Linked DNA regions of Homo sapiens: region 1 is linked to region 2. The links are chromatin loops, found by intact Hi-C in ENCODE. Cell type or tissue: stomach. All regions are shown on one strand. Links, peaks and the distances in the headings refer to the core of each region. The heading gives the core; the rest is flanking DNA. Region 1 has its middle 69 kb from the start of CSRNP3. Region 2 has its middle 96 kb from the start of GALNT3.

What was found. Hi-C counts contacts between places; a loop is a spot of excess contacts. Peaks named below come from ENCODE experiments on the same cell type or tissue, not always from the same donor. Only the 100,000 strongest peaks of a DNase experiment are listed, where the experiment ranks them.
Region 1: a loop joins it to region 2, with 2.8 times the contacts of the local background. A loop is called at or near these places in 87 of 110 quality-filtered maps.

The regions. Positions count from the first base shown.
Region 1 is chr2:165,394,528-165,407,666 of GRCh38, reverse strand. No RefSeq gene overlaps it. Among named protein-coding and RNA genes, the nearest start is that of CSRNP3, 69 kb to the left of the region's middle. In stomach, for the core only: a CTCF peak has its summit at 6,175 (motif pointing left); a DNase peak (open chromatin) is centred at 6,166.
Region 2 is chr2:165,691,405-165,704,543 of GRCh38, reverse strand. No RefSeq gene overlaps it. Among named protein-coding and RNA genes, the nearest start is that of GALNT3, 96 kb to the left of the region's middle. In stomach, for the core only: a CTCF peak has its summit at 5,733 (motif pointing right); a DNase peak (open chromatin) is centred at 5,733.

The DNA.
Region 1 (13,139 bases), core at 2,293-10,292, 300 kb after region 2:
TACAAAACAAGTGCTTATCCAAATACTTGCTGAACTAATCATTGAATAAATCCAGAAACAAGCCTCTATTGTTACATTCATTCAGCCCATCTTATTTCTTGTTCCCAAATCCTCAAAAAAGTTCAAACAGTTGTAAAGACACTTGGCAAAAATGACAATTTTTTTTTCCCTAGGATAGTTTAACCTGAGTGGAAATGTTGGCTGTTCACATTTTTGGAGAGGGAAAAAGCTTCAGGAGTACTTTGACCTGCTGCTTTGTCAAAACCATTGAGTGAGTTAAGAAATTGCTAGAATAAAAAGGAGTTGAGTCAGACTCACATGTGCGGCACATTTCAGTGGGCACACGCTTGAGTCACAGTGCATAGGTTCAAATCCTGGCTCTGCCACTCAATTCTGTGCAGTTAAGCAAGTTACCCAATCTGATGTGCCTCAGTTTCTCCAATTGAAATGTAGAAATTATTATACTTATTTTTTTATGGGAGTGGTAAATGAGGCAAATTACTTGGAAGAGTGTCTGACAGTGAAATTCAAGTTTGCAATAATAATAATAAATATAACAAAAGTATTGTTATATATTGGAATATAATTTAATATGTAATAATAATACTATTATTTCTAGGTGAGGAGTAGAGATAATTGTGAAAGAAGAATCTCAAAGAATATAGTGGAGAGAGAACTCATAGGGGACTTATTCTATGAAAGCTTACAGTGGTAACCAGTGATTCTCCTCAGAAAGATAAAAGATTATAGACTGATATTCAAGCTTTTTTTCCTTTGGTGGTAAAAGTCACTCTGTGTTTCCTCCTCTTCTCAAAACTTTTTTCTTCTCACCAGCTTAAGCTTTCCCCGTCAAAGGCCTCTCTCTTTCTCCTTTTTCCATCCACCATCCACAATGTTTTTCCTGCACATCTCAAGTAAAATGCATACAGCAAGAGGACCATGTGGGCTAAACATTCTGGCCAAAGGGCAGCATCAGGAATGCAAGAAATGGATATCATTAGCTGAGGTTTTGGGAAACGAGACACCAGGAAGGCTACCCAGAGGACGTAATGTCAGACCTAGATTGTTTAAGGAACAGTGTTTTCCTACCATGTTTCACATTATCTAATTGACAGAGCTCCCCTTACCTATTCATAGCCGGAAGTCAAGCTTCACCACAGGACTCTGCCTCCTCAGCCTTAAGCTGCAGTGATCACCATCTGCATACCCAGATGATGACCTAAGAGTGACAAGATCTCAGACTCTGAAGTTTGGGCTCATTGCCAGTTTAAGTATATGCTGCCACCTTTCGCTACTGAATTTGGCATAAGAGATGAGTGACAAGCGGAGATTTTAATCACTCCTCTGTGTTGAGCTACAAGCAGTCAGAAAAAGACTTGTAGGGTCAGGCTGAGCCCTAACCACAGGGAGTGCTGTTAACACTGAGAGCAAAGCAATAACAGAGACAGACCCCTGTGACCCACAGCAACACAGTGGGCTGGATGTGCTTCTGTTATATTGTTAATTGTTATCCCAATGGCTAAATACCAAATATGGTAATAACTCAAAACACCAAAACAAACAGTTAGTTTTAAATTATCCTCTCTAGCCTGCTGCAAGTTACGTTTTTTTTTTCAGCAAGGAAGAGCAAAAATTAGCCATATATAATCAATTCAATTATATACTCTCTAAAGCAGGTGAATTTTATCATAGGTTATACTTTAAATATACGTCTTCTATAGTTTAAAATATGTCTTTTATATTTTAAGTATGTTTAAAAGTAAAATGAAAAATATCTAAGAAAACAAAAGTAAAAAGTAGTCTCAGATATCATTTTTAAAAAGTGTTATAGAAATTTACAAATAATGTGGTTCAATAAAAAGTTTAAAAAATGATATTTTGCAACCCTTTCTTCTTTGTGGTCCTCAGGGTTTAAGTATTGTGAAAAATCAAAAAATGGTACAATTAACATATTTTTTAAAATCTATGTATATGTTCATTTAATGTTATGTATCTTTGTTGTATCTTTGAACAAACTAGAATGAGTTTATAAACTATGACTTATACATAGAAAACATATTGAATGCTCAACAAAATGATCAGTGCTACTAAATCTCTTCATGAGCCTTACAATACGCTCATCACTTTCTTTTACCTTAACCTATTTTTATGGAAAATTTTATGTTGTGGTCTTTTCATTTTCAGGTGGGGCACTGTTGTAAGTGGTTGAATGAATTTATACAAAACCAGTTCTCAGAAAATAAAATTGTCTGAGTTTAAAATTGCTTCCTCCTGGGGAGACTGCAATGTCTTAAAAGCTTAAAGTTTGAGAGATTTTTATGCTTGAAGTGAGAAAAGTACAGAAACAAGCTGATTCATGCACAGATGTCTCACATTTCTTTCTTCAGTCTCCAGCACTTTCCAAAAGCATGTCAGAGGTCTTATTTGAGGCATCTTTGGTGAAAATTAATAAAATTTTCAAAGAAACCCAAGCAAACAAAAAAAAAAAGAATGAAAAAAAGGATTTGTAGAAGAGATACTTCACAGAATCCAAAGAAACGTTGAAGAACCAGGTCTCAGGAAAAACAGAGGCTTTTTCAACTCTGCTATTACATAGTTAAACTTGCAATTCCCAGTCTCTGTGTCTTTAGTTCAAACAGTTAGTTAAGGAAGAGAATCTGATTGACCAGCTTGGGTCCAGTCTTCATCCCTGCTGCAATCAACTGTGAGCAGTAAGGTGCAGTCACACAGTGGAAGGATGTCTGCTGACTGTCCCTGCTATGGGATTTGGGGCAGAGAAAAGTTCTAATGGGAAAGGCATGAGGGCTGCACAAACTGCTACAAAGTCCAAGTTGTCCCAAACACTTCAGAAAGCTCATAAACAGATTTTCACTCCCTCAACTTTGCAGCAATATTTAATGAATACATGCTATATGTTTGGTACTATTCTATGCATGGGCATGGTGGAACAATACATTGGTACCCTCCCTATTTTGACACAAATGGCTGATTATTCATGAGTAACTGGCATTGAAGTCTTCCAAAGGAGCCAAGAAGCAATGAGTCTCTCTGGTTAGTGACCATCCCAAAGGTGACCACTTTAGATTCCCAGATGCTCTCTCACTTGTATAAAGACAAAAACTCAAGTTTTAATATACAACAAAGCGTTTGTGACAAGTCATTGTGCCATGGGACACTTAAATGTTCATTGGTTTGTGTTTGATGATAAGACTTCTTCAATATTCTGACACCTTCATTACTAGTTCATACCAAATTCTGGTCTCTGGCAGAAAGTCTAGCATTCAATATTGAGAAAGGACCCCTTTCTCCATATTTTGCAGTCTAGCATTACACCGGACATGTAACTGGGCTTAAGCAAACACTGATTGATTGACTTGGTCACTTTATCATTTCTGGTAACACATTAAATCATTATTACAAATGATCCTCAAGTAAGAGTTAAATTTCATTTCAAATGGTTATTCCAAATGTTGTGCATCCCTCCCAGGACTAACAAATTATGCAAGACCATGCAGGCAGGATTTAAAACCAACCTCCAGCAATGTTACTTTTGCAAGCTCTCTCCAATGTCTATATCTGCAATATCTTTACTGCCTCACATAAGGCTCTTTAAGCTTAACGTTGTTTTTAAGAATGTTCTTTTACTTGTTACTTTTCCTTATTGCTTTGTGGCTTAAATTTAATTCAGTTTTATGTTTTGCTTTTTTGATTTTTTTTCTTCAAAGTTCTGACTTTTCATGCTTGGGATTGTATGGAGTAGCCACTGTTCTTCACTAACGCAGTAACTAATATATGGTTGCCAGCTCACTTCAGTGCCTTCTTGAGAAAACAGTTATGTGCAAAGTTAAGTGGTGTAGGAATTAACTTACTGTGCTCTGTGTGTGTGTGTGTGTGTGTGTGTGTGTGTGTGTGTGTGTTTAATAGGATAAACTGCAAAAAAGAAAAAAGCTCCAGCAATTCCTCATATCCTGAATAAAAGAGACATGCCAAAACTATGACTAGATAACTTCGACTTGATTTTCCTACTAAGGTACTGGTAGAAATTTAATTTCAATTTTTAAAATCAGGCTGCTTGCTTCTAACCCAAACGTTCCCTGTAGTGGCACAAATAATGAATACATAAATGGATAAAAACCATTTTAACTTTCAATGCTTAGGGCATTGTCTGATGGGGAAACATAAGTTTATTTGTAGTACACATGAATGAGTATGCTAGTGTGAAGGCATAAAGTATGATGACTGGTAATACTCGCTTGGGTGATATTTGTAGCCACTGGACAGAAAGAAGCCTTGTTGCTCTATAATGAAGGGAGGGTTGCAGAAGATGCTTTCTTCCTGGCCTGTCCTGTGTAGCCATTACAATTTTGATTAGGATAGTCAGGTTTCGTCTAATCCAGCTATCTTTACATGTGGCCGACTCACCTTAGACCACTACCCTCTTATACTCCCCTCCACTTGAATGTGGGCAGAATGTGTGACTTGCTTCCAGCTGATAGAATACGACAAAAGTGAAGGGATTTTGCAAATGTAATTAAGGTGCTGAAACAGTTTGATTTTGAGTCAGTCTAAAGGAGATTATACTGGATAGCCTGACCAAATCAAATAAGCCTTTTAAAAGAGGGTTTAGGTCTTCCCTGAGCTCAAAGACTTGATGCAGTGAAACTCTCCTGGGTCTTGAAGAAACTAACTGCCATGGGTTCTAAAGCTGATGGAAACGAATTTTACCATCAGCTGCTTAAACTTGGAAGAGAACTCCAAGGTTCAGATGAGCTTCCAGTCCTGGCTGACATTGTGATTGCAGCCTTGTGAGACTGAGAAGAGGGCCCGGGTAAGCTGTACCCAGACTCCTGACCCAAAGAAACTGTAGGATAATAAATACTGGATGTGTTGTCTGGGCCTCTGCATGTGTGGTTATTTAACAATTGAAAACCAGTATGCTATAATAAATAACAATATCTGAAGATTATGTCATAAAGATGACAAAAGGATATCCATTTGTTTGTTTTTAAAATGAATAAACTGAGACACCTTAGAAAATATATACAGTATATGATTTCTTATATTGACTACAAAGTAGGTTCTGGTATACATCCAAACCTTTCTAAAGAAAAGCCTAGGATTAAGCTTATGTTTCTGGATTTTTGGACTCTCTTCCCAAGCCACGTATTGATTCTTGCCCCAAACTACCTGCACTAAAACGCCTGCTTCTTATTTTATGGAGGACTTAGTAGTGACATCATTCTGGTTTTGCTCCGAGGATAAGCTTTATAGTCTTTATCAGCTGGCTCCTGAGCAAGGATTTGCTTCCTATTAGTATGCCTTGGGAAATGCTGACTGCTGACTTTATAAATAACCCAAGAATGACTTTACAATGCTATAATTCTATGGATTTAATCAGATTGTTTTGGATCAGATTTACTTTAGGGACTATGTTTTCCTTGGCTAATTTTTCTGTTACATTTGCAATTTTGTTGTGAACAGTGGCAGAAACACATTCCCTTTGTAGGGAGAATAACTTATTGTGTGAATTTGGAGCTGAAAATAAGTGTTCCACACATGAGCATGCACGACACTTCCTGTGTTACTCTCTTAAAACCCTTGGCCACAGGATCTCTGGTATATGATGAGTTAATTATTTTATTCCTGATGCACCTTCAAGAAATGTAGCTTTACTAAGTGATGAATTATTTCTGAATTAGAGACAGAATTTAAGACACGTGCTGAGTTAGACAACCAAATTTTGCCGTGCTCATGAAAATGTGGATAAACACTTTCAAGACTCTCAAGTACTTATAGTGATAAAGTTACTTGAAACTCTCTATTGATATGAATACTTCAACACTTTGCTCATTCAGTTTTATGTTAGTCGCTGAGATCCTTTCCATTAACCATGTCTTTAGGTTCATAATTTGCTCATGTTTGTTTAATTTTTGCACTATGAGATCTATGCCCAAGGAAAGAAATCTTTTCTCAGTACAAATGCTTCACAAACTGTTTTTTCTTGAAGAGACACATTCAAATGTAAACATTATTTTTCCAGCAATGTTTCCAAAGTGGATATTTACTTTAATTGTTTTACACCTAAAATAGTTGCAAAATAAGCAGAAAATGTATTTGCAAGGCTAACTGCCCTTCTTCCACCAGCCGAATTTACGAGTCATGTTTCTTAATGGAAGCATCGCCCTCTAGTGGATAGGGTTGCAATAATAACTTACTTTTCCCACATAACTACCTTTGTGTGAAATTCAAATAACATAACCATTTTAAAGTGTACAATTCATTAGTATTTATTGTAGCCACATGTGCAAGTACAAGCTTTCTGTAGTTTCACGTTTTTATTACTCCAGAAAAAATCCCATAACCATTAAGTAAGCACTTCCTATTCGGCTGTCCTCCCACCCCCAGTAACCTTTAATCTATTTTTATTTTATTTATTTATTTTTTGAGACAGGGTCTTGGTCTGTTGCCCAGGCTGGAGTGTAGTGGCAGGAACAAGGCTCATTGAAGTCTCAACCTCCTGGGCTCAAGGAATCCTCCCGCCACAGCCTCCCAAGTAGCTGGAACCACAGGCCCCCACCACTATAACTGGCTAATTTTTGTAGAGATGGAGTTTTGCCATATTGCCCAGACTTGTCTGGAACTCTTGAGCTCAGGCAACCCTCCCCACCTGGCCTTCCAAAAGTGCTAGGATTACAGGTGTGAGCCACTACGCCCAGCCTAACCTACTTTCTATCTCTATTGATTTGCCCATTCTGGGTATATAAGAGTAATCACATAATATGTGATTTCTTGTGTGTGGCTTTTTACACCTCTCATAATGTCTTTGAGATTCATCCAAATTGTAGCATGTATCAATACTTCATTTCTTTTATGATTGAATAAGTCATATGAATATACCACAATTGTTTATTCATCCATTGCTGGGCACTTGGTTATTTCCATCTTTTTTTCTATTATGAGTAATGTTGTTATAAATATTTGTGTACAGGATTATATTAGACATATGTTTCCATTTTTCTTGGGTGTATACCTAGGAGTAGAATTCCTGGGTCATAGGATAATTCTGTGTTAAACTTTTTGAGGAACTGTCAAAAAAGGGCAATCAGGTACATCAAAATATGGTTTTCTAAAATATTGGCAGGTTTGTCAAAAGGTGCTGGTTAGTATTGAAAAAAATGACAATAGTTATTAAACACAACTGTGGTTCTTTCTATGCCAATTCTTTATATAAAGCCTTTCTAGAAATGGGAATGAGGTGATAATCCCTCTTAACATCCTGAAGACTGGCTCCAATAGTATGCTATAAGATTTATCAAATTAAAAATATAGGTGCATGTATTTGTTTATATTAAGGTAGTGTTTGAGTTGTCTGCTATTGCATTTTACTTTTCTGGTAAATTTCTCTCCTTTTCTTGAATCCTGTGCATCATGAAGACCATGAAGCCTTTTCTTTCAAAGAATAGGAATTCAGATAAAAATTATATCAACAATAGAAAAACATCACTCACCTTCTAATTTGATATTTATAAATCCATAGTAATGTCAGATTTTTGCATATTAAGACCCAGAGTTCAAAGAATTGAACAAAGTATGGATCCCAGAATACAAAGAATAGTATATTATGTAAAGAAAATTCCTGCCTCAAAGGGAAGGAAAATAACTGTTGCTAGATGCTGGAAAGTAAGAGAAAAAAATTAAGAGTAAAGGATTATATATGAGTGATCTGATTTTCCTCCCTCATGATTAAAACTAGAACTGGGGGTGGTGCTGGTGGTAGACGTTCAAAGATAGAAACATTTAAGGGACTCACAAGCAGAGGGCACGTTCTTCCCTTTACAGAACATAGACCATGAAAATTGCAAGATGCTGAGGAATGACCCACATTTAGCATAGCCCTGGAGAGCCTTGGTGCCATCGTGCAGGTACAGGAGGAGGCTAAGAGCATGGCTACAATGCCACATGGTCTGCACCTAGCACAAAAGAGGATTCAGAATTTCTTTGGAGTTTTGGCATGGGGAGGGGTAGAAAGCAGGGTATGAAACTGCCCAAAAGACCAATAGATCAGAGACATCTGGAAGCAACATTTAGAGAAGGAATTTCCATCAAGAGACCACAGAGCCTCTGTTTCTGATAATTTTACCTGTAGCCAGGAAATGATTCCTGTTCATGACAAAGCAAATAAAAGTTGTCAAGCAGAGTTCATGGATCTCTATAAGTCAAATCCTCCTTTAATCCTGTTGTTTAGTTCTTATGGATTTTCTCATTAATTAATGAGTTAAATGAAATCTTTGACATGTGGTCATGTGTTCATTTTCATGAAAATTATGGTTTTGGGGGTTTCTTGAAATTCTTTTTACAGAAGACAATGACTGTCACCTCAAAATGCTAAAATAGAAAAAGTATCTTGGTACTCATGTCTGGTAAAAATATCTTTCAAAAGTGAAAATTAAAAAATTAGGGGACAAATTCAACTTGAGAGAGTCAGTAAGAGCAGACCCATAGTAAAGGAAATATTAAAAAGAATCTTTTTTTCAGGCAGAAGGGAAATAATCCATAGATTAGTAGAAAATACAGAAAAGAATAAAAAACTAAATATTTTGGGAAAACTAAGTGATATGGTTTGGCTCTGTATCCCAGCCCAAATTTCATCTTGAATTGTAAACCCCATGTTCAAGGGAGGGACCTGGTGGGAGGTGACTGGATCATGGGGGTGGTTCCCCCATGCTGTTCCAGTGATAGTGAGTGAGTTCTCACGAGAGCTGATGGTTTTGAAGTGTGGCACTTCCTCACACTCTCTCCCTCTCCTGCTGCCATATAAGGTGTGCCTTGCTTCCCTTTCACCTTCTACCATGATTGTAAGTTTCCTGAGCCCTCTCTACCCACTGGGAACTGTGAGTCAATTAAACCTCTTTCTGGCTGGGCATGGTGACTCACACCTGTAATCCCAGCACTTTGGGAGGCTGAGGTGGGCGGATCACTTGAGATCAGGAGTTCGAGGCCAGCCTGGGCAGCATGGTGAAATCCCATCTTTACTAAAAATACAAAAATTAGCCTGGTGTGGTGGTAGGAGTCTGTAGTCCCAGCTGCTTGGGAGGCTGAAGCAGTAGAAACACTTGAGCCTGGGAGGTGGAAGTTGCAGTGAGCCGAGAGTGGACCACTGCACTCCAGCCTGGGCAAAGGGCAAGACTCTGTCTGTAAAAACAAACAAACAACAAAAACTTCTTTCCTTTATAATTACCCAGTCTCAGGTAGTATCTTTATAGCAGTGTGAAAACATACTAATACACTAAGTAAGTGTTGACTTCATAAAAGTAATAATAATGTCTTCCAGAGTTAGACTACATGTAAAATGAAAATATATAATAATAGTACAAAAGATGAAATGGGGGAAATAGAATAAAAGTGTTCTCATGTCCTAGCAATGTCCAGAAAGTAGCGAAATACTAACTCATTTTGGAGTTTAAAAAGTTAATGTGGCAATTGCTTGGGTAACTATAAACAATATAGTAACAAAATGTATAAAACTGAATTATACAAATAATCCAAAAGAAGTCATAAAATTTAAATCCAAATGTGAGATGTGTGTGTGTGTGTGTGTGTGTGTGTGTGTGTGAGAGAGAGAGAGAGAAATATTGTTAGACTGGATATAAAATATAATTCATGAATATTCAATATTGAATAGGAGGTTACAGAAACATTTAAGGTAAAACAATGAAAGAGTATGTACCATGCAATCACCAACCCAGCCAAAGCCACTGTAGGCATAATAATAATCAGACAAAATGAACTTAGGGCAATCTTACTAGAAATTAACAGGACTGGTCCATAATGACAGTAGGGTCAATCTACTGGGAAAAAAATGTAGCAATTTAAATTTTAGGCACCTAATAAATATCAAATAACTACATAAAAATTAAAATATATAGCAAAAGTTAACAGAACTAAAATAAATAAATTTATAATCATATTGGAAAATTTTTGCACACCCCTTCTGGTAAAGGATAGTAAAAACAGCCAAAAGAAATGAAGATTTCTTTCAAATTCATGAATAAAATATATAGAATTTTGTACTTAACAACTGAAATGTACTTTATTTTCAACTACATATGAAATACATGACACATTTGATAGATGCTGAGCTACAAAGCATTTTCCCCCAAAAGTTAAATAATTAAGATTATACAAAGTATATTATCGATATTATCTGAATGTAGGAAATTAAATTAGAAATCTAAATAAATATATCTAGAAACTTTTTCAAGTATTTGGAAATTAAGCAGTTCTCTTCTAAGTTTCTAGTAAGATTTTTAAAAATCAAAATAGAGGTGAGAAAATATTTTAAACTGAATGTTAACAAAATGAAATATACTAAGATTTGTGGGATGCTAGTATAGCCATGCTTAGAGGGAAATTTATAGTCTTAAGTGCATTTACTAAAAAAAGAACAAAGGTTGAAATCAATGAATGAAATAGAGATTTTCAGAATTTAGAAAACAATAGTAAATTAAAACTAAAGAAATAAAAGAAAGAAAATTATAAATATAAAAGCAAATAAAAATAGGAAAGAACATACAGTACAGAATATTTTAAAAGGCAAAAGTTGGTTCCTTAAAAGACTAAATAAGTAAAGAAGAGAAATCACAAAATACCAATAACAGGAATCAAGATGGGTCACCACTAAAGATCCTATAGAGTTTTAAAAAACAATATCATCATAAACAATTTTACGTAAATAAACTTGAAATTTTATCAAATTACAGAGAGTGAAACAAGAAGAAACAGCAAATATGAATGGTCCTCTATCAGAGAAAATAAATACATAATTAAAAACCTGTACATAAAAACAATTCATGCTCAGATTTTACTAATTAATTATCCAAAGAATTAAGAAAAATATTAACACCAGTCTTAGTTATTCTCTACCAGAGAACAAGAACAAGAAAAGTCCTTTGCCTACTTGTTTTAAGAGGTTAGCATAATCTTGATTTCAAAACCTAACAAGCACATTAAAGTAAACAGATTACAAGCCAAACTCTTTCAGAAATATAGATGCAGGAATATAAAACAAAACATTAGAAAATCGAAGCAATATATGAAATTGATAATTCAAATGACCAAATTTGATTAAGTTCTAGGAGCATAGTTAGGATTAATATCCTAAAATCAATCACTGTGTACCACAATATCAAAATACAAAAGAAAAATAATATATGATTTTCTAAATAAGATGCAGAAAAACTTAATAAAATTTTGCATTTATTAATGACATCTAGAAACTTTTAGAAAATTAAGAACTGAAAGAGTCTCTTTAAGATGATACTGGATATCTATTTTTAAAAAATCTATACCAACTGGCATTTTTAATAGTTAGTTATTAAAACCTCCCTTACTCATATTAGAAACAAAACAAAGCTTACCACTATCACCTCACCTCCTCAATGTTACAACTAATGTTCAGCCAGTGCAGGGAGGAAAAGCAAATGAAAATTATAGTAGCAGGGATGGAAAGAGCAGAAATAATTAAAATAGAAAGCAGAAGAACTATAGAGAAAATCAACAAACCAAAAGTTGAATTTTAAAAATATATTCATAAAATTGAAGGACTCCTATATGGGCTAATCAAGGAAAAGAGATAATTAACAAATTGTCAGAATCAGAAATTAAAGGAAAAATGATTAGAGATGTCACAGATATTAAAAGCACAATAAGGGAATAATATGAACAATTTATACAGTAAATTCAAATAACAATAACTTAGACAAATGAATTCTCAGAAAAATGCAATTTGTCAAATCTAAAAAAAAATCGTAGTCATCCTACATACCTGTTTAAGAAATTGATATTTTTAATTAAAAACTTTCCCACAGAGAAGACTCAGGTTTCCGATGGCTTTGCTGGTGAATTCTATCAATATTTAAGGGAGAAATAATCTCTCTTACTCTCTTTCAAGAATAAATGCCTCCCAACTTGTTTTATGAAGCCAGTATTATTTTTATACCAAAACCTGACAAATTATCCAGAGAGACCACTAAAAAATAAAAAAGAAATGTTAAGGGATGTGGAGAAATGATTTAGACATTTAACATATATTCTTAAGGAGTTCCAGACAGAGAGAATAAAAAAATATGGAATGATAACCTATTTGCAGTGTTAAAAGCTGATAATTTCCTTGGAATTCTCTGAATTAAAGATATTAATATGTGAATCCTCAACTTATATTAGCATAAATTCTGAGCCAGATTAATAAAAATAATTTCATAGGCTCATAGAAATAAAAAACAAATTATAAATATTTATATACATATTTTAATATAAATATTATAATTTTACATAAATATTTATATATAATTTTACTTATATTATTTTTATATAAATATATATTATATAAGTATATAATATATATTTATTTAATATAAATATATTATTTATATATAAATATTTATATTATATATAATTATATATATTATATTAATATAAGTAGATATATACAAAAAATAATTCTAATTAAAAATGTGGCCAAAATTAAACCATTTTCAGAAAAAGAAAAACGGGGTCATTTTGCTGCTAGCAGATCTGACAGAATTCCTGAAGGATACATTTCAAGAAAGAAATAGAACACAAAATGAAAAAGTTGGCTGAAGAAACAAATTTGAGGGAAAAAATTACCAATAATTAGTATGTAAGTCTAAATAAGTACTGCCTACAAATTCATGTAATAATACTGTTTAATTTGTTTTATCTCAAATTAAGGTAGAGTTAAGATACTACACAAAAATAACATATTAGAGGAGAGCAATGATATGTCATCAGTCTAGGAAAATTCATTTTTCCAGATCAGGACACAAATATTGATTACAGTTCACCTTAATTAAGTATGCATGTTAAAATTTAAGAGTAATCACTTATAAAAGAGAAAGAAAAAAGAAGAAAGGAAGGAAAGGAGGGAGGGAGGGATGAATGGAGGGAGATGATGTGTAACTTTCCATCAGAGATGGGGGAAAGAGAAACAGAAAACACAAAGCAAAAGAGGACAAGAAGGAAGAGGAGAATAAAAGGAAAAACCTCAAAAAGTGGAAAGTGTGAAGTAAAGTGATAGGAATAAAATTAGATGTATCTGTAAATATAAAAAATGTAACTTG
Region 2 (13,139 bases), core at 1,831-9,830:
ACTCACCTAATGCTGGATAGCTAAGGAAGAGGCAGGACCCGACCTTTAGTGAAACCTAACATTCGAGAATGGAAGGACTTCAGGAAGAGGGAAGTCTATGTATCAAGGTAGTGAAACAGAAATAATGGGGCTTATTCAGGGGGAAAATATATCCACTATTTTGCTTGCTTATAGAAGTAAGGATATAGAAATAATGGGATAATGTGGGAAAGGTTGGCCTAGACTAGGGGAAGATACCTTGAACGCCAGGATAAAGAGATAGAGCCAAACTAAGATAATTCCACTGTTGTCCTGGATTTTCCCTAAGTCCCTCAGTGAAGTTGAACAATTTACTTCGCTCCTAGTGCTCCAGGATCCTTTACAATAATAAGAGATATTGAAGTTGATGTCTATAGAAAGTGTTTTATTTGGGGTAATACTCTTTTCGTGAATAACTATACAAGTTTCCAATTATTACTGTAACAAATTACCACCAACTTAGTGACTTAAAACAACACAAATGTATTATTTTATAGTTCTGGTGGTCAGAAGTCTAAAATCAAGATGTTGCAGAGCAGCATTCTTTTTGAGGGTGTTAGAAACCATCTGAGAATTTGTCTCCTTGCTTTTCTATCTTCTAGATGTTGCCTGCATCCTTTGACTAATGGCTCTCTCCTCTATCTTCAAAGTGCATCAGTCTTACCTCTGGCTTTGTCATCACATCTTTTTCTGATTTTGATCCTCTTGCTTCCCTCTCATAAGGGTCCTTATGATAACATTGTGACCACCTGCATAACCAAAATAACCCTCCTTCTCAAGATCCTTCATCACATCTGCAAAGTCCCTTTTGTCGTTGAAGGTAACATGTTCACAGGTTCTGGGGACAGCAATGAGGACATTTTTGGGGGACCATTATTTAGCCTATCCCAATCACCTATTGATTTCCTGGAACACTTAACATATATATTATGAATGCATCCCATTCTAGACCTCCAGGAATGGAGTCCAGAAAAAGGCATTTTAAATAAACTCCCCCAAGTTTGAAGCGTCCTGCTGTGAGAAAAGGCACGTCACTAAAGATCTTTTAGGATAAGTATAGGAATGAAATTAGTAAAACAGTGCTTTAAGATAAGCATTGACACGTTAAAATCATGCAAAAGTTAAGTAATACTAGGAGCTATTGAGTTTTTTGTTTGCAGTCATTATTTATTTATTTATTTATTTTGATAAGAGAAGATTCTGCATAGAATTTGGGTCAAAAAAAGAACAACAGAAGGCAGTTGGTTTGGGTGTGAGAGTGTAGGCAAGCCTGCTCTTCTAGTCTAGGAACTATCCTATTTATTCAACTCCTTTGCTCCTTGGGGGAATCACTGCTTCATAAAACCTGTTTTCCTATGACATTGCCTTCCAGCAAGGAACCCTCTCAAACCCTGTTGCAGCCTGTCACATGTACTGTGACAGCACCCATGCACGTGGAAAGAGATTCAAAGCAAACTCCTGAATGGCAAGATCTCCCTTCTCCCATCAGGTAAGGATCCTCCTATTTGTACTACTTTCCTTCCAGTTGTGCATGTAGCAAAGGATTCTGATTCCTGAGAGAAATGGAAAATTTCTCTTGCATTATGATTAGTCTTTAGGAGGAGAGGCTTGCTTGCGGGAGATGGCTTTCTTATTTCAATTTGGCAGTTTCCCCTAACATAAACTGATAAGATAAAATCAACCAAGCTATCAGGGGGCTTCCTCCTGGAGGCCAGGTCCTGAAGTCCTAGCAGGTGGCTCAATGGAAAAGTAGATTTCTACACCTTACATTAGGGAAACGGTTCTCAGCACAACCTGCACTTTGAGATCATATAAGAGACTTAAAAACAAATTATCCTGGCTGGATATGGTGGCTCGCATTTGTAATTCCAGGACTTTGGGAAGCCAAGGTGGAAGGATGTCTGGAGGCCAGAAGTTTGAGACCAGCCTTAGCAGCAGAGTGAGAAGCCATCGCTAGCAAATTTTAAAATTAGCTGAGCATGGTGGTGCATGCCTGTAGTCCTAGCTACTCGGGAGGCTGACATGGGAGGATTGCTTGAGCCCAGCAGGCTGAGGCTGCAGTGAGCTATGATCATGCCACTGCACTCCAACCTGGGTGATGGAGTGAGACCCTGTCTCAAACAAAACAAAACAAAACAAAAAACTCCTCAAAAACAAACAAACCAAAAACAACCAAGAAAAAAACTGTCTCTAGGCCCCATTGTGCAGATTGTGATTTAAGTTATTTGAGAAGAATACCTCGTATCGGTATTTTTAAAAAACTCTCCAAATAATTCTAATGCAAAGCCAGGGGAGAAAGCCACTGATTAGGAAATCCTAAGTGGTTCCAGGTTAGGAAATAACTAGTAGTTACAGTTGTTACTATGTTTTAAAAAATGAAATACAGTTAAGAATCCTATTTTGGGTTGTACGCAAAACTCATTCAATATATTTATTACATGGCACTCACTTAGTGATGATTAAGAGTTAGAAGGGATTTTAGAAACATTCTAATGGGATTTAGTAGAAAGAAATTGGGTTTTAGAGACAGACAGACTTGAGTTTGAATGAATTTTGATTCTTCCAATTATTAGCTGGGAAATCTTAGGCACTTAACTCTGCTAAGCTTCAGTTTCCTCATCTATATACTCTGCATACAAATCCCTAATTTATGGATTTCTTAAAAGGAATAAATGAGACTTACATAAAGCCCCTGTCATATTAATAAGCACACAGAGAATATTATTACGCTCCCTTTTATACAGAGGAGGAATTTAGGCAAAAATAAATAAATAAAGCCACACACACACACACACACACACACACACACACACACAAGCCTCCCACTGAGTGTCCTTCCTAAGTAATACAATTTACTAGCATAAAATTTGGGACTAGAATTGATGACTTCCAGTTAGAATCCAGTTCTTTTGTAGAATCACTGTAATGTGGCTGATATATTATTCAGAAATAGTAACACCTTTTCCCTTTCAATCTTGCTTCTAGAGGATATTGCCTGTAACGGCCCAGATAATCATGCCTCCGTTTCCTCCTCTTTAGCTACATAATTAAATTTACAACAGCCAGTTAGGGCAGGCCAGGGCACACCTTATACAGCAATAATAATAATATGCTCTAGAGCAGATAATAAACACGCTACTTTGAATGAGAGAATGCTGCTAACTGTGACTCCTCCCTGGCCAGCTCTAGCTGGTACCACTCCCTGGATTTGAATACGATTCTAGAACCGTGTTGCTCAATACATTAGTCCTAGCCACGTGTAGCTATTTAAAATTAAAATGAACTCAAATTAAATCAGTTAAATAATTTGGTTACTCAGTTGCACTGGCCACATTTCAAATGCTGAGTTGCCACTTGGTGACCAGTGGCTACTGTATTGAACAGCATAGATATGAAACATTTATATCATCACAGAAAATTCTATTGGGCAGTGCTGTGTTAGAGGACTTTGTATCTTTGGATTTTTTTGTTATATCTAAATTTATGAATTGAATTTGCTCTATTAATAGCTGTTAATTATGTAGCTATAAAATGGGGAAAAGTGGAATTTGATATGAAAATAAGCTGAGAGAAAGGGTACAGGAGGAAAGAGGGAATAGAGTTGATTTGCCTGAACTGACATCTGGCAGTTGACAATTCAAGCAAGAATAAACTGTCCCTTAGGTTAGTAGGCAGAAACACCCTGGCTAAAGAGTTCATTACGCTTGTTTCTGAAAGGCTGGGGATGGCACACTGATACAAAGCTCTGGCAGCCAGTTCTCCTACTGGGCTCCCGGTGGGTTCCTGCGGGCAGCTGTCACTATGGCAACGCTCAAGATTGAGGCCAGAGCCCTGAAAACAGCTGTTCTCATGCCATTGCCCCACTCCTGACATCCATCCTGAAAAGCCCTAACCAGGCAAATCGATCAATCCCTGTGGAATCCCCAGAGAGCTCAATTTAAGCACAATTTATTGTAGTAAAAAGTAAGACTTGAAAAGAAGTTCAGACATTAAACCTAACCAGCAAATATAATGTTAGGCCTCTTTCTGTTAAAAAAGAAATCAAAATATAAGTTTCCCTACATCCTGTCACTATTTTGGATTCTCAGCTGTGAAAGCACTGTCCCCTTTCCCGGCATTAAGATAAAGTTCCTCAGTTAGGGTGAATGTGGGAGTTATTGGTGCTGTTCAGCAATGTTTCTGTTCTCCTTCCAAACACATTGTAGGACAGCATGACCCAAATTTCTTTTTTTTTCTCTGAAAGATTAAAGCATCTTTGATGGGATCAATTAAGACAAAAGGAAGTAAAATGCAGTTCTATTTCTGTCCATGTAACTTATTTTGGCCAGTGCAATGTGAGCGGAAGTGACATGTGTTATTTCCAGTTAGAAACCTTTAAGAAGCAGGGCACAAGAAGCTGATTTCCTCCCCCTGCCTGCAATGTTGCAGATGGTGGAGGCTCCATCAGTCTTAGCACCTGAAAAAGGATGATGGCGTACCTCACCCACTGAAGACAGACATGGAGTGAAACCATGTTTTAAGCCATTGAGGTTTGGAGGGGTTTTTGTTACTACAGCAACAAATTTAGAATCTTCTAATACTGTGCATATATGAAAAAAAGTACAGAAAGAATTTTAAAAATCTGAAGAAAATTAATTATTTTAATGTAAAGTGCTAATTTCAAGAGTATCCTATCTATTGCAGGATCAGCTTAAATAAAAAATCTGTGTAATGGTGTGACTTTTTTCATGCCAATATTATTTGTTTGTAAACAAGATATGTCAGTCTGGGTTTATATTAAAGCAAAAAATTGGTCTGATACTAGCAATTCAATTGGTCCTCTTAGACCAATTTTTATATACATAAAAATATTTATGACACCTATAAAGAGATATTAACAAACAAAACATCTTTAAAATAAAATATCCCAGTACTTATATTTAAATAAACAGCAACATACATAGCCTGTGGGAACATTATTTGACATTTTTAAGATTATTCTTTGGGAATCCTGGGGAAAAGTTTAGAAGATAGGTGCATCATTTTTATTATTTTGGATACAACATTTTAACTTTTCTAGTTCAACTAGTTCAACATAGTTGATTCTGAATGATCTATGGATATTACAAGATGTTGAATATACTTTTAATGTATATCTATTTGCCACAGTTAAAGCAATATTCCAAACAATGAAACAATGCAAAAAAAATCAAGGTTGCTTTAAACAATGAAAACCTCCTTATTGTAAGCATATAATCTCTCCCCAAAATGCAGCTTGTTTGGATATATCAATCCTGATGTGTGGGTATGTCTCATCCATCACCTCAAATTGCTTTTGAAATTATATGTAATATAAAAGTTTAAAAATTGAAAAATTAAAGCAGGCATATTTTTTATAGTCACAAAACCATACGCAGACTCTAAACACCCACTGAAGATAAATAAATATAAAAAATTTAAAAATAATACTGGTGGATTTTATAAATATCATGGCTGGGATTTCTGTTTTTATTTGATACTCAGAAAATAAAACTTATTTTAATAAAATAAGTTTATAATAAAATTTATTTTAGCAACACACACACACACACACACACACACACACACACACACACATATATATATATATATATATATATTTTAATACAGGAAACTTAGAAATTAACCAGGTTGCCTCAGCGTTACCTCCTCCTACTTCTCTTCAGGATCTAGGACGTTCTGCCCGTTGGCCAGTAAGGGGAGCCATCACAAAGTAATTACAGACACATTTACATGACAACCTTTCCTCATAGACTTGAAGTTTGTACGAGTTTTTCTAATACACATCTTGCTTTTCAGTGAATTTTGTAGGTCAGTACTGACCACACATTGTCTGTACACACCCAGGCTGTCATAGCAGGCCACCAGATAGCAAAAGCTGCAGAAAAGCTCAGATGCTGTGCTGTTTCTTTAGAAGCCTTCTTTTCCCATGTCTCATGCTGTTAGAAAATGCTTCTATTACCCAAGATCCAGGCCAAAAGGCTCTGATCTGAGCCCTGCTGCTGCTTTAATTGTCTGCCCCTACTCAGCTCTCTTTATTAACCCCTCTCACCCCTCCCAATAGTAAATGTAAATTACATGTTTCTTTCAAGTCTACCTACCCAATTCTTTCAGGAAAAGCCATTTGTTCCCATGCACCTGGAGCTAATTCTCACTTCTTGCATTTTATCCACTGAACCAAGCTCCTGCCCTGCCGCCTTCTCCCAGACTCCCCTAGGTGCCACTTTACCTCTTCTGGAGGCCTGAGCTGATGTGTTTAAAGGCTGCCCAAGAATGAAATAATTCAACACTGAGTTTCCGAGGCATGGTATTTCTCTGTATTGTTTCAAATACCTAAAAAGATGAGGGCAAGTGTTTGAGTGTGGCACCTAGCCAACCAGAGTTGTTTCAAGAAAGTCAATAATGTATATTACAAACATGTTTTGGTGACCAAATACAGCCTCCCAGCTATAGGTCTCCCCTAGAAAAGTGAGGCAATTATCTCAATCAGTCAAGTGAAAAGGTCCATTTATGCTTCAATTCTCTGGCTAATTCAGGCAAAAGTAAAATTTTCATCTGAATGATCTCAGTAATTGGCTTGCTGCTTTGCTTTACCAGAGAAAAGCAAAGAAACAGGCTGTTCTATACTGACAGGGTGCTGGTAATCACGGGGAACTTGTGCATAGAAAACATCGATGAGAAAGCACATTAGTAGAGACTTTGTTGAGAAATTTCAGCAACAGATAGAGCCTAATCATAGATGATAAATGAGACCTTTAGCAATCTTTTTTTCCTTCCCTTCACCTGCCCACCGACCACTTTTCCTTCAGTATTTCAGGTCCACAGCAGGTATGCCACTAGGAACAAATCAACAAATCTATTATCCTTGACTTCTTCCTCTCCTTTAATTTCCATTCCACCTTCTACAGATCTTTTGAATGTTAACCCCTCTGTATTCCCATAGCCATTGGCTTAGTTCAGACAACCGTTGGTACTTTCCTCGAACATTCATCTATTTGATATTTATTGAGGGTCTTTTATATGAAGGTTCAATGCCAGGTACTGCAAATACAATGAGCAGAAAGACAGACATGAATTCTATTGATCATAGCTACCCTTAATTGGTTTACCTGCTTTCTATCTCATGCCTCTCCCTAATCCATTATCTTCCTTGCTGTCAGATTCACCTTTTGAAGTGCCAAGCCAGGCACTACTTCACTGCATAATAGCCAAAGTCCTAAGCATGAGATACAAGGAACTTGATGATCTGACATTGACTTCATAGTCATTTTCCCTTCCGGCCACTTTCTATTGGTCTTATATTTGGCCAGTCTGAACTTTTCACGGTTGCCTGTGATGGCTGCTTTGATCCAAAATGCCTCTTTTCCCCTTCATCTGGCTAATTTATATCTACAGTACTTTTTCTTTTGGTTTTAATATTAAAATTATCTTCCCTATATTCTGTCTTCCTAGACTTCTAACTTCTGTTTTCCTAGACTTTTGTCTCTTGATTCCACAGGGAATAATTTCAAGCCCCTTTAGCTGTCTAAAGAAAACTTGTATTCTGTGTAAGCATTCATTCCTTTAACTAGCCCTTTGTTGTGTTTTTTAGCTCCTTTACTGTTTTGATCATTCTCCTCTGAACACATTTCAGTAAGTGGATATTCCTTTTAAACTGCAGTAGCCATAATTGAACTTGGTATTCCATGTGTGATCTGATTTTCAGGAAGGAAAATTCCTGATCTGGTAAATACACATGTTCCTTTTTAAAACCCGAGCTCAAGACTTTCCATTGCTCTCTTAACTCCTACTCTGGATTCTCTTGGATACAAAATCATGTCTTTATTTTCTTCTTTTGAATCCCAAATCTGGCTGTGATGGATATGGAGATGCACCACTCAGGTTTCTTTCAGGGCTGACTTGTTACTTCTTTTTCAGAGATGACCTCAGTTGCAGAGTGATGCCTTGTTCAAAAGCCCAACCTTCCTTAGCTATCCATATCCAATGACTGACCATGGAGGACATATAAAGATCTGAAAATTTTGGCTCACTAGGGGACAACTCCAAAGGGTCATATGGCTCTGGAGTTCTCTGAGGGTTGGGCTGAGGCTCTGTCACGCCTGCTTCATAATTCATCTTGTCTCTCTGTTTGATTGCTTCCTCCTCCTGGCTTCCACAGCTGTTGAACCTTCATAAATATCTTGCAAGTCCAACTCCATTTTAGAGTCTTTAAAAACCCAATCTGACATTTGGTATCAGAATAGTCCAAAAATGAAGTTGATAAGATAAATTTTGAAGCTTTATCATTTGTCACTTGGCTAGTAATGTGAACTCCATCACTGATGGTACTGAGGCACAAATAATCCAATGGAAATGAAAAGACCCTGAAACAACAGAGAACAGGAGGTGCCACATAACTGCTGAAAAGCAGGTGGATGCAATTATCATAATGAGCAGCAGAGCCAGAGTGGCAGCCAATGGGGCCTGACCCACAGACAGTCATGGAGATGGTTAATAGAAACTCATAACCCTAGGGACTAAATAGATGGGCAGCCAACAAGGATACTTTGGTTTATACCATCACGAGAAATTAGGGTAAATAATTAGAAGCCCTAATTATTGAAGGAACTCACTCCAATAAGGCAGTCATGCCAATAAGATGTTGTAGTCTTTTGCCCACTTTCCAGATCTGAGTTAGTTTTCAGACCCAGGACCCACTGACTAAAGAAATGGCCAGGTCCCTAGGAAGAAAGACCCAGCTACACAGTGCAAGTATTATGATGATGATTCCCCCAGTCCATCTTTAAAAGTACCTACAACTGTTTACTTGGGTGACTTTGTACAAGGGAAAGGGAAACACTCAAAACATTTTAGGACTGTTTGACACTGGGTCTGAGTGGACATTGATACCTGGAGAACTGAAGCCTTACCATGGGGCCCTCCTGTTCTAAAGTGGGAGCATATAAGAACCAGGTAAAAAAACAGACTCCTGGCAGAGATCTGGCTTGCAGTAAGTCCACTAGGTCTGAGGACCCACACAGTGGTCATTTTCCCTGGTTCCAAGTACGTAATTGAAGTTCTCATGTTTGGAATACATGCAATCCCAACACTGAACCTTTAGTGAGTGGGACAGAGGCTATAGAAGTGGGGAGAGCCAAGTGGATGTTTCTGAAACTGTTCATATCCCCCACCCAAATCAAGGTAGTAAATAAAATACAAGTTGTATCGCATGGGGAATAGTGGAAATTATTAGTACCTTTAGGAACCTAAAAGATATAAGGGTGGTGGTTGCTATCATATCCCCACTTAAGTTGTCTTAATGCAGTGACTTGCTCTTGCAGAACACAGAGATCCTGGGAAATGAGAGTAGATTATTGCAAATTCAATTAATTGGTAGCCTCAACTGCAGTTGCTGTGCCAGATGTAGTATCTTTGCTAGAGTGGGTTAACCAACCTCAGTAACATGGATGAGGTCATGTGAATGGCAAATGTCTTTCTTTCTATTCCAATTAGAAAAAGAGGATCAGAAATTGTTTGCATGTGCGTGGAATAGGCAACAATATATATTTAGTTTTGTATTCTGTCATAATATAGCACAAAGAGATCTCAACTCTCTAGATTTCCAACAGAATACCACTCCTTTATGATACTATGCTAATTAGGCCAGATGAGCAATAACTTGTCAGCATGCCGGTGGCATTGGTGAAACACACACAAAATGGAGGATAGGAGATAAACCCTTTGAAGAGGTCGGAGGCTGCCACACTAATATAGTCTTCAGGGATTCTGTGGTGTGGGGAGTTCAGGTTGTCTCTTCCATAGTAAAGATACATTATTACATGCTGCAACTCCCACCATGAAAAGAGAAGCACAACACTTGGTAAGCTTCTTCAGGTTCTAGATTTGATAACGTATTTCTCATTCAGGAATACTGCTCTGACCCGTATGTTGTGCAATGTAAAAGGCTGCCAGCTTTGAGTGAGACGTAGAGCAGGAAAAATCTCAGTAGGAGGTATTGGTTGCAGTCCACCAAGCCCTGTTGTTGGGTCATGTAGGCCAGCAGACACCGTGATATTAGTGGTAGCAGTGGTGGGAAAAGATGCTGTGTGGAGGTTATGTCAAGTGCCAGTGGTAGAATCCCAACATAGGCTATGGGATTAAAGCTTTGCCATCTGTAGCAGTTATTTGTATGCCTTTTGAGAAACAACTCCTGATATATTACTGAAGCCTCATGGAGATTATGTGCCTGCTATGGGACACCAAGGCACTGCACCTGTAGAACCACGTATCTTAAGGCAGGGCTAGCAGAACTTTAAGAGATGGATTCTAGAAGTAGAAAACTTGGGTTGAGCATAAATAGGACTGGAAGACACAAAAAAAGCTGCATGACAAGACAGTCCCATCTTCCATGTCATTTGCCACTGTTGTCCCTGAACCTCTTCCACAGCTCATCCCTCACTCCATATGGAGGATGCCACATGGCTCACTGCTGGAGGAGGAAAAAGCCTTCAGATTTGGTTTATAGATGGGCTGGTTTAGTAGGTGGATGCCAAACAAGCCAAAAATGCATGGCAGCTACACTGCAGCCTTGTTCAGGAGTAGCTCATGGGGCTAGAGAAAAATCCTTAAAATAGGTAGAGCTTTAAGGTCCACCCGGTTATTCTCTTTGTGTGGAAGAATAAATAGGAGCTCTGTTAGAATATATATGGACTGGTGGGTAGAAGTGAATAGCCTGGCTCAGGATGCTGAAAGCAGAGATATCAGAAGATTGGGGAATAGGAGTCTTGGAGTATAAGCATGTGAATGACATGTGAGAGTGGACACAAAGTGTGAAGATCTTTGTGTCACATGTTAACACCTATCAACTAGAGAGCACCCACTGCAGAAGACATATTAAACAATGGTGTGGACCTGTGTTGTCCAATATTGTATGCACTAGCCACACGTGGCTACTCCAAATTGAAATGTGCTGTAATTGCAAAATACACACTGGATTTCAAAGACTTAGTCTTCCAAAAAGTATGTAAAATATTACTAATAATTTTTATATTGATTACATGTTGAAATTTTTTATATATTGGGTTAAGTGAAATATATCATTAAATTAATTTTATCTTTTTGTTAACTCTTTTTAAGTTGGCTATGAGAACACTTAAAATTACATATGCAGCTCACATTTGTAGCTCACATTATATATATTTTTTGATAGTATTGATATAGACAGAATAACTTGGCCGGTTGGCAGCAAGCAGCCAGCCTCAGTTATTGGCTACTCCAGGGCTGCTGTGATAGGTACATGGATTGGGTGGCAGTGGGAGCCACGAAGGCTCTTCTTGGGTCCATGAGCATGGCCTGCCACTTACCAAGACTGATAAAGCTCCTGCTGCTGCCAAATGTACAGTCTGCCAGCAACAGAGACTGATGCTGAGCCCTCCATATGGCACTATTCTTCTGGAGCCTAACCAGACACTTGTTGGCAGATTGATTACATTGGGCCCCTTCCATCTTAAAAGGGCCAGAGATTTTTTGTGTTTTTATTTGTTGTTTGTTTTAAATAAAAATAGACATATATTCCAAGTATAAGTTTGCCATTCTTACCTGCAGGGCCTTGGCAAACACCGTTATTCAAGGACTAACAGTATATTTGATCTGCTCACATGGGATCCCACATAACATCATATCAGAGCATGGGCACATGACCATGAGACCCACTGATCATATCATAGACTTCAAAGCTCCCGGCCTGACAGAGCGTTGACTGGCCTGTAGAAGGTGCAGTTGAAGTGCAAGTTTGGAGATGATGTTCCGCATGAATTCGTTACTATCCTCCAGGATCCAGTATATAGATTGAATAAAAAACCTTTACATAATAATATGTCCCCCATAGGAAGAACACATGGGTGCAAACTCTACTGGGTGGAAGCAGGAATGTCTCTACTTAACATGACCCACTGGAGAAAACTGTGCTTCCTATTCCACAACTCTATAGGGTTAAATGTCTTTGCAGTCTTAAAGGTCCTAGTCCCCAAAGAGGTCACATTTTTATCAGGGGACTAAAGAGTCCCATTGGACTTAAGCTATTGCTACATCCTAGGATTTTTAGGCAAGGAGAAAAAATACCTCACCATCTTGGTAGAGGTATTTGACCTTGATCCTCAGGAAGAGATGGGCCTACTGTTTCATAATAGGAGCAGGAAGTAATATTCACTTAGGTGCCTTTTGGCTCTGGGTCACACCACCAAGTAAGCCATTGAGGCTAGCAACTGTGTTTGATGAAGCTGAGAAGAATGTAGAATTAATAGTGAGAGAGGGAGATGGTCAGTTTTAGTTGTGGCTTTAGGACCAGCCAGAGTGGCAGGAACTGTAATTTATTTTACTAACCTTGCTCCTTTAAGTTTTCCCCCAGGGAGAGAGGCCCACCAGAATCCTGAAGGAGCTGTTCCCTGAAATTTAAGTGATGACATGAATCTGAGGACCTGAGGGATGGATGTAGAAGACACAGAGCTGTTTTACCTTCAAAAATTCCCTTTCAAGGAAGGACTTGTCCCAGGTCCTAAGAGCGCTGTCAGAAAAACATCCTCCAGCTCTCAGCTCTTTTCAGGCTTTCTCCTCACTGCAGGGTGCCAACTCATCTGAGAGCACTCCCTTTCTGGGGTGGAAGACATCCAGAGACTGACTGTGGCGTGGCTATAAAGGCCCAGCCATTTCAGCCCGCGAGGGGATGACTCAGAGGATCCCTTATCCTCTAGAGCACTCCAGTGGGGTCGGTCCGCATCACAGCCTGATTTCTGTCTTTTCCTAATCTGCTTCCTCCCGCTAGCTCCCACAAGAATTGATTCCTCATGGAAATCCTGCATGCTAAACTCCATCTCAGAATTGTGTGCTTACAGCAAACACAACCTGAAACACTAGCCTTTCTAAAGCTTCAGTCCTGTCTGTTATTTAGTTCCTTCTATATATATATATGTATATTCTCTTCTTAAAATTCTCATTCGCTCCAAATCTTACGTCTTTGTCTAAGCTCTAGACTTACATTTCCTTCCGTCCATTTGTTATTTTCACTGAGTATCCCAGCATCAATTCAAGCTGTCCAAAATGAACACATCTCTTCCTCCTTATAACAT